Regions from separate parts of the Homo sapiens genome. Here region 2 is linked to region 1. Evidence: read pairs that join two places in POLR2A ChIA-PET (ENCODE). Cell type or tissue: OCI-LY7. All regions are shown on one strand. Links, peaks and the distances in the headings refer to the core of each region. The heading gives the core; the rest is flanking DNA. Region 1 has its middle 37 kb from the start of BHLHE40-AS1. Region 2 overlaps BHLHE40-AS1 (BHLHE40 antisense RNA 1).

Region 1 (2,806 bases), core at 229-2,728:
ATTTCTCTTGTTGAGATAACTCTTTAATCGTCAATATAAAGTCTTGAAAGCCACTGTTCTAGGCCTTCTCCCTTTCCCTCTTGTCTCTCCCTGGGGTGCGGCCCTCTCCTGGTAGGAGTCCAGAGACCTGGGTTTGGCCCCAGAGCTGGGCTGTGTGACCTAGGGTAAGGGAAGAAAGCCCTTCTGAGCTTTTTAAATTTCTACTATTATTATTATTTTTGAGACAGAGTCTCGCTCTGCTGCCAAGCTAGACTGCACTGGCGCGAACTCGGCTGACTGCAACCTCCATCTCCCGGGTTCAAGCAATTCTCCTGCTTCAGCTTCCTGAGGAGCTGGAACTACAGGCGCGTGCCACCATGCCCAACTGATTTTTGTATTTTTAGTAGAGATGGAATTTCACCATCTTGGCCAGGATGGTCTCGATCTCTTGACCTCGTGATCCACCTGCCTCAGCCTTCCAAAGTGCTGGGATTACAGGCGTAAGCCACTGCACCCGGCCTCTGAGCTTTCTTTTAAATGGAGTAGGGGAGAGAGGAGTAGGAGTTATACTGATCTTTAAATCTTTTAGCATTTCAATCTTGCCTCTAGTCTTTAAAATAAAGCCCGAGCCCCTTAGCGTGACCCAACTTCTCTCCTGTCCACCTTCCTGCCTCCCAGTCGGCAGTCCAGCTCCTTGCCCCATATGGTGAATACATCCCACTTCAGCCGCAGTGGCCTATCTTCAGTTTTGTTAAAGTGCCTTGCTCTCTTTTACCTTCTAGTCTTTGGACTTGTCATTCTGCTCTTCCACGGAGTTTTCTAGGGTAATGCTTAAATCTATGTATGGTAGATCACATGACATCTGTTCACTGTGTGCCCTTGGGCAAGTTACTTAGCTTCTCTGTGCTTCAGTCCCCTCTTGCAGAAAAATGAGAATAACACTGGTCCTTAATTCATGGGGTTATTGTGCAGGTTGAATGAGATGATGCTTGCAGAGTTGTTTACAGCAATATCTAACACCCAGAAAGCAACAAGGGGAAACGTTCCCTGCCATCATTATGATTATTTCTGGAACGTGTTCACAATCAACTCTCAGGAATCAGCTCCGTTGTTACCCCCTTTCAGGAAGGCTTCCCAGGTTTCCACTCTCCAGCTCCCGTGTCTGCCCCTCCTCTGCCTCCTGACTCACCCTGGGTTCACTGCTGTCACCACCCTTATCACCGGTGTGGTAACTGCCTGTTTACTTGTCTAGCTCCTCTCAATAGATTGTCACTTCCTCAAGTCTAGAGATTAGAAACAGACCACATGCTGGCCTAAGCCACAGATGTGCTTTAGCTGGACTGGGGGCAGGAAGTTTGGAAAACTTTTAATAAGGTGTATTTTTTAAAACCGAAAAAAATAGTTTATTTTAAAAATGGGATGATTTCACATAAAAATCTGAGTTTCCAACTTCTCTTGGAAAATTAGAGACTGCAAATACAAGCCCCTGTCATTGCCTGCACCTGCGGGAGCATCGGCTTCAGGGGGGCAGGTGCTCCTGGCTTATTGCAGGTTCCACCCAGCCCGATTACTCACACTCTGCCCCCAAAAATAAGGTGATGACATAAGCCTCTCCTCTGAATCAGGACACCTTTGAGAGTGAAAGTGATATGTTATTAATAACCACAAATAAACCAGACAGATTAGGGAAAACTGGAAAACAGACTCCCGCTGAACTACAGAGTCGGGGGCTTTGACATCTTTGGGTCCCACATGACACACTTCCTGCCACATATATGCTCAATAAACGATCATCACAACAACTAGGGCATCTTGAGCATTTGCTTCATACAAACTTGTCCAATCCATGGCCCACAGGTCTAGGACAGCTCTGAAGGTGGCCCAACACAAATTCGTAAACTTCCTTACAACATTATGAGGCCGGGTGCGGTGGCTCACGCCTGTAATCCCAGCACTTTGGGAGGCGGAGGCAGGCGGATCACGAGGTCAAGAGATCGAGACCATCCTGGCCAACATGGTGAAACCCTGTCTCTACTAAAAATACAAAAATTAGCCGGGCGTGGTGGCGGGTGCCTGTAGTCCCAGCTACTCGGGAGGCTGAGGCAGGAGAATCGCTTAAACCCAGGAGGCGGAGGTTGCAGTGAGCTGAGATCTCACCACTGCACTCCAGCCTGGTGACACGGCGAGACTCCATCTCAAAAAAAAAAGTTTTTCTGCATTTTTTTAAAGCTCATCAGCTATCGTTAGTGTTAATGTATTTTATGTGGGGTCCAAGACAGTTCTTCCAATGTGGCCCAGGGAAGCCAAAAGACTGGACTTTCCTGGCTTAATGTATTAACTCAACAGCCCTCCCAGGAGCCTTATGAGGTAGAGACTGTTGTCTGCATCTTGCAGATGAGGAAACTGAGGCACAGATATATTTAATACTGTAACCTGTCTCAACTGCACAGCTAGGAAATGGGGAACCAAGACAGTTTGAGTCTTGAGTCTAGAGGTCGTGTGTTGGCAAAATCAATAATTCGCTCTTAGGGTCCTTCCCACCTCTACAAACCTCGGGTTCTTTTGATGTTTTTCCTCGTGTTTTCTCCTTTCCCAAGTCTCTCCTTTTGTCCTTTCCTCCTTTCTCTCTTGTACTCTGTTCTCTTTGTCTCTCCCTCTCGCTCACTCTTTCTGTTCCACCAACTCTTGCTCTCTCTGTCTCTCCCATCTTTGTCTCTCTGTGTCTCTAACTGTTGTTCCTGCTCTTGGGAACTCTCTATTTCTGTCCCTCTGTATTTCCCTTAACATCTTTTTTTTTTTTTTTTAAGACAGGTTTTCACAATGTCAC
Region 2 (2,806 bases), core at 113-2,612, 55 kb after region 1:
TTCTCTTTTATCATTAATACTTTTCCTCTTTATCTCTAGTAATATAATTATTCTGAAGCCTATCTTAATATTAATATAACCACACCTGCTTTTTTATACTTAATGTTTGTGTGGTATATTTTTTCTACCCTTGTGCTTTCAAACTATGACTTTTTATATTGTATTTATTTTATTCTGTTTTTTAGAGACAGGGTCTCACTCTGTTGCCCAGGCTGGAGTGCAGTGGTGAGATCACAGCTCACTGTAACCTTGAACTTCTGGGTTCAAGCAATCCTCCTGCCTCAGCCTCACAAGTAGCTGGAACTTCAGGCGTGTCTCACCACAGCCCTGAAATGGGGTCTTGCTGTGTTGCCCAGGATGGTCTCAAACTCCTGGCCTCAAGCAGTTCTCCTGCCTTGGCCTCAAAGTGCTGGAATTACAGGCGTGAGCCACTGTACCTAGCCTTAAACTATGTCCTTATAATTTTGTATTTGTCAAGATCATATTGTTGGATCTTACTTTTATATTAATCTGACAATCTCTGCCTTTTAAGTGTTTAATATGTTTATATTTGATATAATTACTAATCTGAGTTAATTCTCCCATATTGGTATTATTTTCTACTTATGCCTTTTATTCTTTGTTTCTGCTTCTACTTTCTTGCCTCATTTTTGGTATACTGCATTCTTTTTAATTAATTTTTTTTTTGAAATGGGGTCGTACTATGTTGCCCAGGCTGGTCTTGAACTCCTGGCCTCAAGTGATACTCCCATGTCAGCCTCCCAAAGTCTTGGGATTACAGGCATGAGCCACTGTGCCCAGCCCATATTGCATTTTTATTTTTATTTATGTATTTTTTGTTTTGAGATGGTGTCTCACTCTATTGCCTAGGCTGGAGTGCAGTGGCACGGTCTCTGCTCAATGCAACCTCTGCGTCATGGTTTCAAGCAATTCACATGCCTCAGCCTCCCCCGTAGCTGGGATTACAGGTGTGTGCCACCACACCCAGCTAATTTTTCCTATTTGTGGTAGAGTTGGAGTTTCACTGTGTTGGCCAGGCTGGTCTCAAACTCCTGGCCTCAAGTGATCCACCCACCTCAGCCTCCCAAAGTGCTGGGATTACAGGCATGAGCCACAACACCTAGCCCCTTTTTGCATTTTTTAATCATTCCATTTTATCTCTTGTTTTTAGCTGTATTTCTCGTGGTGTATTTTTAGTGGCTGTTCTAGAGCAGTGGTTCTTAAACTTTACATACATTAGAAACACCTAGTGCTTTTATTAAAACATAGATTTCTGGGCCGTACTCCTAGAGCTCCTTATCTAGTAGGTCTGTGATATTGCTCAAAAATATTCATTTCTAGTAAGTTTTCAGATGATGCTGGTGGTATAAGTCTGGGAACTACATTTTGAGAACCACTATTCTAGAAATTATTCTCTGCATTTACCTTCAAATAGTATACTAAAAAAAATTATTATACAACTTCACAGATAGTGCAAGAACTTTACAACAGTATAATTCTATTTCTTCCCCCACCAACATTTTGTGCTCTTATTATCTGACATTTTACTCTTTATTCCCAAATATGTAATAAACCTCACAATATATTGGTTTTTTGCTTTAAACAATCAATTATCTTTTCAAATATTATATACACACACATACACAAATAGATATATAAATATTTCTTTGTAAAAGACCTTTAACATAGTTTTTTTGTTTTTTTGTTTTTTTTTTTTTTTTTGAGACAGAGTTTAGCTCTTGTCACCCAGGCTGGAGTGCACTGGCGCGATCTCAGCTCACCACAACCTCTGCCTCCCGGGTTCAAGCAATTCTTTTGCCTCAGCCTCCTGAGTAGCTGGGATTACAGGCATGCACCACCACACCCGGCTAATTTTTCTATTTTTAGTAGAGACAGGGTTTCTCCATGCTGGTCAGGCTGGTCTTGAAATCCCGTCCTCAGGTGATCCACCTGCCTCAGCCTACCAAAGTGCTGGGATTACAGGCGTGAGCCACCACACCTGGCCTTTTTTTTTTTTTTTTTTTCTCTTTGAGATGGAGTCTGTCTGTCACCCAGGCTGGAGTGCAGTGGCATGATCTCGGCTCACTGCAAACTCCGCCTCCTGGGTTTAAGCCATTCTCATGCCTCAGCCTCCTGGGTAGCTGGGATTACATGTGCACACCATGATGCCCAGCTAATTTTTATATTTTCAGTAGAGATGAGGTTTCACCATGTTGGCCAGGCTGGTCTCTAAGTCCTGACCTCAAGTGATCCACCTGCCTTGGCCTCCCAAAATGCTGGGATTACAGGCGTGAGCCACCACACCTGGCTGTATCCATTTTTTAAAACGTTTTCTGGGAGTCTTAAATTCTTCCTACAGATCTGAGTTTCCTTCTGCTATCTTTTCTGTTCAGTCAGAAAAACTTATGCCAGCTTTTCTTGTAGCATGGGTCCAATGGAGATGAATCTTCCCAATTTTTACCTGTCTGAAAATGACTTTATTTCACCTTTTTTTTTTTTTTTTTTTTTTTGAGACAGAGTCTCGCTCTGTTGCCCGGGCTGGAGTGCAGTGGTGCAGTCTCAGCTCACTGCAACCTCCACCTACCAGGTTCAAGCGATTCTCCTGCCTCAGCCTCCTGAGTAGCTGGGATTACAGGCACCTGCCATCATGCCCAGCTAATTTTTTGTATTTGTAGTAGAGACGGAGTTTCACCATGTTGGCCAGGCTGGTCTCAAACTCCTGACCTCGTGATCCGCCTGCCTCGGCCTCCCAAAGTGCTGGGATTACAGCTTTGAGCCACCGTGCCTGGCCTTCACCTTCATTTTT

The links. ChIA-PET counts read pairs that join two places held together with the same protein. Peaks named below come from ENCODE experiments on the same cell type or tissue, not always from the same donor. Only the 100,000 strongest peaks of a DNase experiment are listed, where the experiment ranks them.
Region 2: POLR2A ChIA-PET joins it to region 1 with 20 read pairs; 29 of 35 experiments call an interaction of 5 or more read pairs at or near these places.

What each region holds. Positions count from the first base shown.
Region 1 is chr3:5,015,146-5,017,951 of GRCh38, reverse strand. No RefSeq gene overlaps it. Among named protein-coding and RNA genes, the nearest start is that of BHLHE40-AS1, 37 kb to the right of the region's middle. In OCI-LY7, for the core only: no CTCF peak of the experiment used is centred there; a DNase peak (open chromatin) is centred at 1,241.
Region 2 is chr3:4,959,559-4,962,364 of GRCh38, reverse strand. The region is part of intron 1 of BHLHE40-AS1 (BHLHE40 antisense RNA 1); the gene reads left to right. Among named protein-coding and RNA genes, the nearest start is that of BHLHE40, 18 kb to the left of the region's middle. In OCI-LY7, for the core only: no CTCF peak of the experiment used is centred there; no DNase peak of the experiment used is centred there.